2 separate regions of the Homo sapiens genome follow, and region 2 is linked to region 1. The links are chromatin contacts, found by Hi-C or POLR2A ChIA-PET in ENCODE. All regions are on one chromosome and are shown on one strand. Each heading gives the region's core, a stretch centred on a gene start or an enhancer-like site at or near the end of the contact. The rest is flanking DNA. Distances are from core to core; before and after follow the strand shown.

Region 1 (5,055 bases), core at 2,525-5,024:
GGTCTCGAACTCCTGGGCTCAAGTGATTCTCCTGCTCCAGCCTCCCAAAGTGCTGGGATTACAGGCATAAGTCACTGCACCCGGCCTGCCAGGTTCTTTTAAACAACCAGCTTTTGCATGAATGAACAGAGCGTGAATGCCTTCATTACCGCAAAGATGGCGCCAAAGCCTCATGAGGGATTGCCCCATGACCCAAAAACCTCCCACTAGGCCCACATCCATCATTGGGGATCACATTTCAACATGAGATTTGGAGGGGACAAACATCCAAACGATATGACACTGTTACTATGGGCCCCATTTTCCAGATGAGGATGGAGGCCCAGAGGCAGCACCGTATAGTCGCCGATGCCATGGATTCAGATTTGGCTCTGCAATTTGCACTGTGTGAACTTCAACAAGCCATTTAAACTCTCAAGGCCTCAGTCTCCTCATCTGCAAAATGGGTAGCTCTAACCCCTGCCTCACAGGGTTGTTGGGAGGTTCAATGAATTGCCATTTGTAAAGCACACAGAACAGTTCCCGGCACACAGCAAACGATTAATAAGTGTTTAAGAGAAAACAGGCCAGGTATGGTGGCTCGAGCCTGTAATCCCAGCACTTTGGGAGGCTGAGGTGGGCAGATCACCTCAGGTCAGGAGTTCGAGACTAGTCTGGCCAACATGGTGAACCTTGTCTCTACTAAGAATACAAAAAATTAGCCGAGTGTGGTGGTGTGCACCCATAGTTCCAGCTACTTGGTAGGCTGAGGCACGAGAATCACTTGAACCTGGGGGGCGGAGGCTGCAGTGAGCCGAGATCACACCACTGCACTCCAGCCTGGGCAACAGAGTGAGACTCTGTCTCAAAAGACAGAGAGAGAGAGAGAGAGAAGGAGAGAGAGAGAGAGAGAGAGAGAGAGAGAGAGAGAGAGAGAGAATAGCCAGAGATGTGGGTAAATTGCCCAGAGTCACAGAGTCACATAGCCATGTAAAGCAGGTGTTAGAATCAGAGACTGGCTCTGGAATCTTCCCTGTTAATCACCCCATAGCATTGCCTTTTGAGCAATAAGGGAGGGCACTTAGGGACCCTGAGGAGGTACCCAATCTGCTCCCAGGAGGCCAAGAAGCTTCTTGGAGGAGGTGACATCTGAATTTATCCTGGAAGGAAGAGCAGGAGTTAATTGGCAAGGGGAGGGCAGGAATTTACAAATGTAAAAAGCCCAGAGGAAAGAAAAACAGTGCACATTCTCCATGATGTGGATTTAATCTGAATGGCATGTGCTGTTCAAGCAAGTGATCAGCAAAAGACAGGACTGGGGACAGGGCCAATGGATAGATCAGGAAGGGTCATGTGTATAAATTTATTTTGCACATCACAGGTTATTTTCTCAGGCTGAATTCCTGAAAATAAAATAGCTAAGTCAGATTTTAATTCTTGATACATGGCATAAAATTGCCCTTCGAAATTATTGTGGCAATGTAGCCTGCCATGAAATGTACATGAGAGTGCCCATTTCTGAACATCCTTGCCCACACTGGGCATTATTGTTTTAAGATGCTTTGGTGATTTTATATTACTAAAGGTTTCCAAGGGGAGGGTAGACATTGAAGTCCTGGGGACAATGGTGTTTGAGGAAGAGGGGCCTGGAGGGGTGTGCAGGGAAGATACCAGTTGGGAAGGAGGGGAGGTAAGAAGGGAAGAGACTGGTTTGTGGATTCGACATGTAACAGAGGCAACTCCTAATGTCTTTTAGGTTTGAGATGCTTCTGATGGGGAAGAAATCTCAATTAGAAAACAAGACTTCCTGAGAAGGTCCCCATCCTTAACCCTGAAGTGACAGGAAGCTCATCACCTCCCCTCCTGAACAGCCTATTACACTATCTGGTCCCACAGACACGTTTCTGTTACCATCCATACTAGTTTCCAGCGGTGGTTTTGGCAAATTATTTAGGTTGGTGCAAAAGTAATGGCAAAATCTGCAATTACTTTTGTACCAACCTCATACTACAAACTTGTTAACCTAAAACAACAGCATTTTATTCTCTCACTGCTCCAGAGGGCAGAAGTTGAAATCAAGGTGTGCATAGGCCGAGCTCCCTCTGCAGGTTCTAGGAGGAACCTCCCTTGACACTTCCAGCTTCTGGTGGCCCCAGGTGTTATTCAGCTGATGGCTGCATCAGTCCAGTCCCTGCCCCAGTGTTCACATGGCCTTATCCTCTGTGTATCTGTGTATCCGTGTCTTCTCCACTTCTCTCTCTCTCTGTCTTTTTTTTTTTTTTTTTTGAGATGGAGTCTCACTCTGTTGCAAGGCTGGAGTGCAGTGGCGCAATCTCGGTTCACTGCAACCTCCATCTCCTGGGTTCAAGCGATTCTCCTGCCTCAGCCTCCCGAGTAGCTGGGATTACAGGCACCTGCCACCATGCCTGGCTAATTTTTGTATTTTTAGTAGAGACAGGGTTTTGCCATGTTGGCCAGGCTGATCTCAAACTCCTGACCTCAGGTGATCTGCCCATCTCTGCCTTCCAAAGTGCTGGGATTACAGGCATGAGCCACCTTGCCCGGCCTTCCTCTTCTCTCTCTTATAACAACACTTTGTCATTGGATTTAGGGCATAGCTGGACAATCCAGCATGACTTCATCTCAAGATCTTTAACTTAATTACATCACGAGGATCCCTTTCCAAATAAGGCCATATTCTCAGGTCCTGGGTGGACATATTTTTTTTAGGGGGCCACCATTCAACCCCCTAAACCATCATGATCATCTTTTTTTTTTTTTTTCTTTTGAGACGGAGTCTCGCTCTGTCACCCAGGCTGGAGTGCAGTGGCGCGATCTCGGCTTACCGCAACCTACGCCTCCTGGATTCAAGCGATTCTGCTGCCTCAGCCTCCTGAGTAGCTGGGATTACAGGCATGCACCACCATGCCTGGCTAATTTTTGTATTTTTAGTAGAGACGGGGTTTCACCATGTTGGTCAGATTGGTTCCGAACTCCTGACCTCGTGATCCGCCCACCTCGGCCTCCCAAAGTGCTGGGATTACAGGCATGAGCCACCACGCCCAGCCGGAAATTCTTTTTTTCTTTTGAGACGGAGTCTTGCTCTGTTGCCCAGGCTGGAGTGCAGTGGCACAATCTCAGCTCACTGCAACCTCCACCTCCTGGGTTCAAGTAACTCTCCTGCCTCAGCCTCCTGAGTAGCTGGGACTACAGGCGCGTGCCGTGCCACCACACCCGGCGAATTTTTTGTATTTTTAGTAGAGACAGGGTTTCACCGTGTTAGCCAGGATGGTCTTGATCTCCTGACCTCATGATCTGCCTGCCTCCACCTCCCAAAGTGCTGGAATTACAGGCGTGAGCCACTGCGCCCGGCCAGGAAATTCTTAACACTTGGAACCCCGCCTTCATCCCTAACTCCTGCAGCATTAGATCCACCACCCATCATGTGTTTAATAAATGCAGGTTGAACCAGATCCTGCTCCAGGAGTTACAGTGTGATTATGTAGCAGTACAATCTGGTTCAACTTTTATGTAACAAAGTTGTAAGTTGTTTTTAGGTTGCCATGGACCCTCAGGTCACATAAACTGAGCATGCCCAGGTGAACCAAGTACGCAACCACAGGGGAACCTAAGCATTTGGACCAAGGAGCAGGGACAGAATTAAGAAGCAGACATAACATGGCAGGATCCAGGAGCCAATCAGATCAAGCCCTGGCATCACCCCATCATGGCAGGATCCAGTCAGATCATGCCTCCTGGCATCACCTCATTGCAAGATCCAATCACATCATGCCTCCTTACCCTATGCTTATAAAAATCCTGACCCTGCCCCCAGTGTTGGGAGCCGAAAAGGCCAAAGGGATCGTGACCAACTCAGCATTCCGCTGGAGGCTATATGATCAAATAACAAACTGTTTATCATGAATGCAGGATGTGGGCAAACTCACACTGCCCTGCCACCAAAAGGTTTGCTGAGGGACATCATTCCCGGGCTCCGGGCTCCTTGAAGTTATCTACTGAGAATATTAGCGCCTATTGCTCAAAGGATGCAATCTCGAAAGCCTGCTGTGAACCAAACGCCCGACTGACAATTACTCGACAATCACTCCCCACTTTCTCACTATCTCTTTTGCCTAATAAATATGGAGGGCCGTGTAAAGCTCAGGGCGCTTGTCCACTAGAGGCAAGGTGCCCCCTGACCCTTTCTTCCAAATATACTTCTTTGTCTCTTGTCTTTTATTCCCATGTTTGCCCCACTTTGTTCAGTCCAATAGGTCCGCGGCACCCCAGCTCAGAGAGGTTACTGCTTTGGGAACTATCCCTAGTGTGCTCTTTACTTGTTGCAAGTAATAAAATCCCCATGCTAAATCCTCTTTGGTTGCAGTCATTGGGTTGATACCTGCCAAGTGTCTGAACCCACCTGATGCGTGGGTAACAACTGTTGTCAAATGTGTGAGTCTCTCTTGGGAAGAGCAGGAAACACCGTGCTGGTGGGCAGCAGTTGCCTGACTTTATCTTCTCACCCCGAAATCCACCCCCTCACTTATTTCAGTGATTTGAAGTGTCATGAGCCTCCCACCACCGGGCCTTTGCTTACACTCTTCTCTCCATTTGCAACACTCTTTATGTCAGGTGGGGATTTGGTTCAGCTGCATAAAATAGAAACTCAAATAACAGTGGTTTAGTTAATAAAGGAGTGTAGTTCTCTCTCATGTAAAATAAGTTGTGGTTGGTTGATCACAGACACGGCTCCGATTCTCTACTCTCTGTATCGAAGCACCTTGTAATGTGACTTTACAGCTTCTCCCACAAACAGGTGGAGCCTGTTTTCCTGTACCCTTGAATCTTGGTTGACCTCATGACTTGCTTTGACCAAAACAATGAGGTAGAAATAATAAAGTGGCAGTCCTGAGCCCAGGCCACAACAAGTCTTGTGCATTTTTGTCTGTCTCTCGAAGTTCCTAGGTTTTAGAGAGGTTTGTTACATGGTGATAAGTAACTGATACAGACATCTCAGTGTGGTCTGGTGACTTCATGGTCACCAGGTACCCATGCTGTGGGATAATTAAGGAATCA
Region 2 (5,118 bases), core at 1,476-3,975, 250 kb before region 1:
TCAGTGAGAGAAAGCTGTCACAGTAGTGGTGGGTGAAATCAAGGAGTAAATTATTGCCATGGGAAAACCGTCAGGAGCACTTCCTACCACCACACAGTTGAAAAACAAACAATAACCTTGTGTTTGTTTTAAATGAATTCAATAAACCATGGGATCTGAGCGCCTTAACGTGGCCCATGAGCTCTTCTGCCTGGGCAGGCTGCTTGGTTTACCTACCAGGAAGGAGGCTTCTGTGGCATCCGAATAATTTCCTATGGTGACAGATCCCACTCTGTCCACTTTGTGGCTGAGGTGACTGAGAGCAGAGAGTGGAGCTGCGTGCCTGAGATTTGAGAAGGCAATGCTAGGAGGCCCTGGGTGGTGTGTGAGTGCAATGCCCCCATCACCCCACATGGCTCTAAGATCACACTGACACCTCACAGCAGCCCGCCGTGGCCAAAGTGCAATTGATCCCCATTCGATGCACAAGAAAGGCTCAGAGAGGTGAGGTCGCCAGCCAGTCACCCGTGCTGACCTCCCGCTACCCTCCTCCGTCCTTCTAGGCAGCTGCTTGCATTTCCTCTCTCCCTTTCCAACTGCAATGATCTCTCTAACTCCAGTTCTTCTTTCTCTGTATTTCTCTTTAAAAAATTATGTAGAGATGTGGTCTTGCTGTGTTGCCCAGGCTGGTCTTGAACTACTGGCCTCAAGTGAACCACCTGCCTTGGTCACACAAAGTGCAGGACCACAGGTGTTTGCCACCATGCCCAGCTAATTTTTTATTTTTTTGTAGAGATGGGGTCTCACTATGTTGCCCAGGCTGGTCTTGAACTGCTGGCCTCAAGTGATCCTCTTGCCTGTGCTGAGGACTGCAGTCGTGTGCCACCATGCCCGGCTAATTTTTTATTTTTTGTAGAGATGGGGTCTTGGTATGTTGATCAGGCTGGTCTCAAACCCCTGGCCTCAAGAGATCCTCCTGCCTCAGCCTCCCAAAGTGCTGGGATTATAGGCATGAGCCACTGGACCTGGCCCACTACTCTTTTTGTCTGTCTCCCCAGATCTATTTTTGTCTCTTACTCCAGGGCTCTCTCGGAGCTTCCCAACCCATCCCTCTTGCCTCCCCCTAAATCTTTCCATCCCTTTCTCACGTCCCTCTTTCTTGGCCTTGTAATGTCTGTGTGTCCTCTCTGCCCCAGGCCCCCTTTTCTCTGGATTCCTCCAAGCTCCCCGCTTTCCCCAGGGACTCCTCCCCAGAGGAGGTGGCTCCATCCCTAATTCTATTGACTCTACAGCTAAGAGGGAGCTTTTCCTCGCCCAGTTTCAATTCCCTCTGGGGCTCTGGCAAGACAGACTGGGAACTTTTACTTAAGGGGACAGCACCCATCTCCAGGCAGACGCTGGTCCTCGGGGGCCAAGCCCAGCACCCTCGGGACCTGGCATCTTTCCGTCCACCCCCGGCCAGCTAAGTCGCCCTCTGCGTGCTCACTCGCTCTCATGCTGTCATTTCTTTTTCTTTTCTTTTCACGGAGTGTCTCGCTCTGTCGCCCAGGCTGGAGTGCAGTGGTGCGATATCGGCTCACTGCAACCTCTGCCTCCTGGGTTCAAGATTTTCTCCTCCTCAGTTTCCCACGTAGCTGGGATTACAGGCTCGCGCCACCATGCCTGGCTAATTTTTTGTATTTTTAGTAGAGATGGGGTTTCACCATGTTGGCCAGGCTGGTCTCAAACTCCTGACCTAAAGTGATCCCCCTGCCTTGGTCTCCCAAAGTGCTGGGATTACAGGTTTGAGCCACTGAGCTTGGCCTCTTTTTGTTTTCTTCTTTTTTTTTAGAGATGAAGTCTCGCTTTGTCACCCAGGCTGGAGTGCAATGGCGTGATCATAGCTCACTGTAACCTCGTATTCCTGGGCTCAAGGAATCCTCCCACCTTAGCCTCCTGAATAGCTGGGACTATAGGCACACCTGGCTAATTTCTGTATTATTAGTATTATTATTTGTAGCGATGGGGTCTCCATATGTTGCCCAGGCTGGTCTTGAACTCCTGGCCTGAAGCCACCCTCCAGTGTCAGCCTCTTAAAGTGCTGGGATTACGGGCGTGAGCCACCACCACTGGGATTACAAGAATGAACCACGGCGCCCAGCCCTGTCTCATTTCTTTCTCCATGACATCAGGCGTCTTCTGAGGTCTTGCAAGGGGGCGGATGGGGGGGCAGCTGAGAGCAGGGAATCACCTGCATCGCCCTTCCCCTCCCTACTCCCAGAGGAAGCTCTGGCCACAGGATGGTGTTGATGTGACAAACAGCATTTATTCCAGACTCCAGTGTCCACAGATGATGGGGTGGGGCGGAGGTAGGGCGGGGGCAGGAGTGGGACCAGGGGCGGGGTGAGGGGGGGGAATCCAGTGTCAGACTCTGCAGCAAGACGTCAGGTGGGGGGACCAGCAGGGGAGGCGGGAGGTAAAAATAGCTCCGGCCAGCCGACCCTCGGAGCCTTGTCCCAGGCTGGGCCTTGGGCTTGGGTCCAGGAGCTATTCTGGGGCCTGGGAGAGTCACATTCCCTGGAGGAAGGCCCCCTCCCACCCACCCACCCTCCCTCTCCTTCCCTCCCGGAGGCAGGCAGCCACTGTGGGTCCCTGCCTTGCCGGCAGAGGAAGGAAGGGAGGGCTGGGCAGGGAGAGGGAAGAGGGAAGAGGGAAGGCGGGGGCGGGCATGGCGTGAGCAGGGCTGGTTCTCTGATGCCTGCAGCTCCAGGTCCAGGGACAGCCTCTAGGAGGTTCTTGGCTCAGCACTGGGGAGCGGATGGAGAGGTCAGCCTGTGCCCACGGGCGTGCTCCACTGCCCAGCAGGTCCCTCTCACCAGGGGGCCCAGGCCCTCACCCACCTCGTCTCCGAAGCCCCCGCTGCCACCCCTGGCTCCTCCGGAGGCACCTCCCATGAGAAGGCCGGTCTGCTCTGGTTGCTCCGACCCCGAGTGGCTCAGCCCTGGCTCCCCTGGCGGCCTGGGGGGAGGAGGCAGCGGGCGGAGGCGTCGTGTTGGAGGTGCACACGGCAGGGGGAGGAACTGAGGATGGGGGTGGGTGGGACTAGGATGCGGCTGGGGATGGAGGTGAGGATGGGGGTGTGCTGGGTGGGGATGGCATAGGGATGGGGTAGGGGCTGGTAATGGCACTGGGGTTAGGGTTGGGCATGGGGATGCAGATGCTATTGGGGTTGGAGGTGGGAATGTAGCTGGAGTTGGCTTTGGGATCGGTCTGGGATGGTTACGGATTGGAGGTGAGGACGGCCATGTGGTTGGGGCTGGAGACAAGGTTAGATGAGGAGGAGCTTGGGGAGGCTTAGGGGTTGGATTTGGAGTCAGGAATGGGGACAAGATTGGGGATGGGGACATGGGTGAAGTTGGCTTCGGGACGGTGGAGGACTAGGGTTGGGAAATGGCTAGGTGAGGGCTGGATGGTGAGAGATAGGCTTGGAGGATAAATTGGAGTTAAGGGTGAGCTCAGGGGGATGATGGGTGTTGGGGCTGGAGGTTGGGGGAGGATGGGGATGTGGCCAGGGCTGGAGAGGAGCTTAGTTGAGGATGGTTTGAAGGGGGTTATGGATTGGAGTTGAGGGGAGATTGGGGGCAGGGTTGGGATTGGAGACAGGCATGGAGTTGGGGATGAGGCTGAGCTAGGGGCAGGAGAGGTGATTAGGGAAGGGGATGGTGTTGAGTTTGGCTTGGGGATGGGTTTGGGGATGGCCCTGGGTTGGGTTTGGGGCTGCAGTTGGGGATGAGGATGAGTTGGGGATGGCTGTGGATTAGTCTGGGGCTGGGTTTGGGGCTGTAGTTGGGGATGAGGATGGGTTGGGGATGGAGGTGGATGTGGTGGGATGTGGGGTGGAGGATAAGATGTGGTTGAGGTTATGGGTTGAGCTTGGGGTTGAGGGTGGGGATGGGGTTAAGCTATGGTGGTCATTGCAGATAGCAGGCCACTCACGGAGCCCCCTTCTCCCGCCGCTGGCGGCAGCAGGGGCCCCCTTTGCGTCTCACGCAGTAGAAGACAGCAACGACGAGGAGCAGGAGGCCCACGCTGACGGCCACGGCCATGACGGCCACTCCAGCCTGGGAGGTCTGGGGGCTCACTGCAGGGACAGGATGGAGAGAGGCGTGGGTCAGGCAGTGGGCTCTGTCTGCCCCACACCCGGCTCCTCTGCCACCACCTCAGTCACTCACCGGTGCCGAAGTGGAAGACATGGCGCTTGTTCCCGTGGGGGTTGGAGGCTTCACAGGAGATGCCATCGCGGCTCAGGGCGCTGGTCACTTTCAGGGTCAGAGAGCTGCTCACCCAACCCTGCCGTCCGGGGATTGGCTCTGCGGGCTATGGAGGCTCCGATCAGGCCCCGGCTGGTGGGGTCAAGGGGTGGGGTCAAGGGCAGAGGTGAACGACGTCCAGTCTCCCAGGAAGTGGAAAGGAGGGTGTGATACTTGGATGAGTGAGAGGGGGCTCAGGGTGGAGAGGAAGGTCCCTTACGCTGCCCCCCAATTGGCTCCAGCTGAGTTTGGGGTCTGGATGGCCGCGGGCAGAGCAGATGAGTGTGACTTCGTCTCCTTCCCTCCAGCTGCCATCTGCCTTGGGCTCTATTTCCGCTGTCTTTAGCTCTGGCGAGCCTGTGGGTGGTGGGGATGGGAAGAAAGTGAAGGGAGAGGAGAGAGAGAGAGAAGAGAGGCATCGAGCAGAAGATGGAGTCCCCAGCCAGGGACTCAGGAACTCGTCCTGTTTGTCCAGGTCCCACACCCCACACTGTCCCCATCCAAGCCCACCCCCTCCCTGCCCCCTGAACCTTGGACCAGCAGCGTGAAGTTCTGGGTGCGGCTGAGGACCGGGACTGTGGGCAGGGAGGCCTCACATACGTAGGTGCCATTGGAATCGAAGGTGATAGAACTGAGCGACAGCATGGGGCCATCGCCCAGGGGAGTGGAGTCCTGGGAAGGGCAGAGGAGGAGGAGGACGCTGTGAGAGGGCGAGGAGTGAGGGGAGAGAGGAGGGTGCGAGTGCAGGGCCCGAGGGGGCTCCTCTCCCTCTCACCTTGGTCCAGCGTAGGGCAGGGGTGGGCAGGCCGTGCACGGAGCAGTTCACGACTGCACTGCTGTTTAGAGGTAA

What was found. Hi-C counts contacts between places; a loop is a spot of excess contacts on that map. ChIA-PET counts read pairs that join two places held with the same protein, here RNA polymerase II (POLR2A). Pooled maps may share reads with other maps.
Region 2: a loop to region 1 is called in a map of esophagus squamous epithelium, with 2.7 times the contacts of the local background. The contact joins two enhancer-like sites. A Hi-C loop is called at or near these places in 2 of 168 maps with a recorded cell type or tissue (GM23248 and esophagus squamous epithelium) and 1 of 50 pooled maps. POLR2A ChIA-PET finds 5 or more read pairs at or near these places in 2 of 52 experiments (MCF 10A and naive thymus-derived CD8-positive, alpha-beta T cell).

Annotation. Positions count from the first base shown.
Region 1 is chr19:44,574,155-44,579,209 of GRCh38, reverse strand. No RefSeq gene overlaps it. Among named protein-coding and RNA genes, the nearest start is that of IGSF23, 37 kb to the left of the region's middle. RefSeq lists an enhancer at 382-913 and a silencer at 1,935-2,229. Within about 2 kb of position 3,774, at least 2 of the 41 ENCODE cell types and tissues checked have a DNase peak (open chromatin) inside an H3K27ac peak, as active enhancers do.
Region 2 is chr19:44,818,563-44,823,680 of GRCh38, reverse strand. It overlaps BCAM (basal cell adhesion molecule (Lutheran blood group)), which reads right to left. Exons shown (of 15, transcript NM_005581.5): 9 at 5,044-5,118; 10 at 4,799-4,940; 11 at 4,489-4,625; 12 at 4,191-4,335; 13 at 3,955-4,099; 14 at 2,859-2,976; 15 at 2,260-2,765. The coding sequence ends at 2,760. Among named protein-coding and RNA genes, the nearest start is that of BCAM, 12 kb to the right of the region's middle. Within about 2 kb of position 2,725, at least 12 of the 41 ENCODE cell types and tissues checked have a DNase peak (open chromatin) inside an H3K27ac peak, as active enhancers do.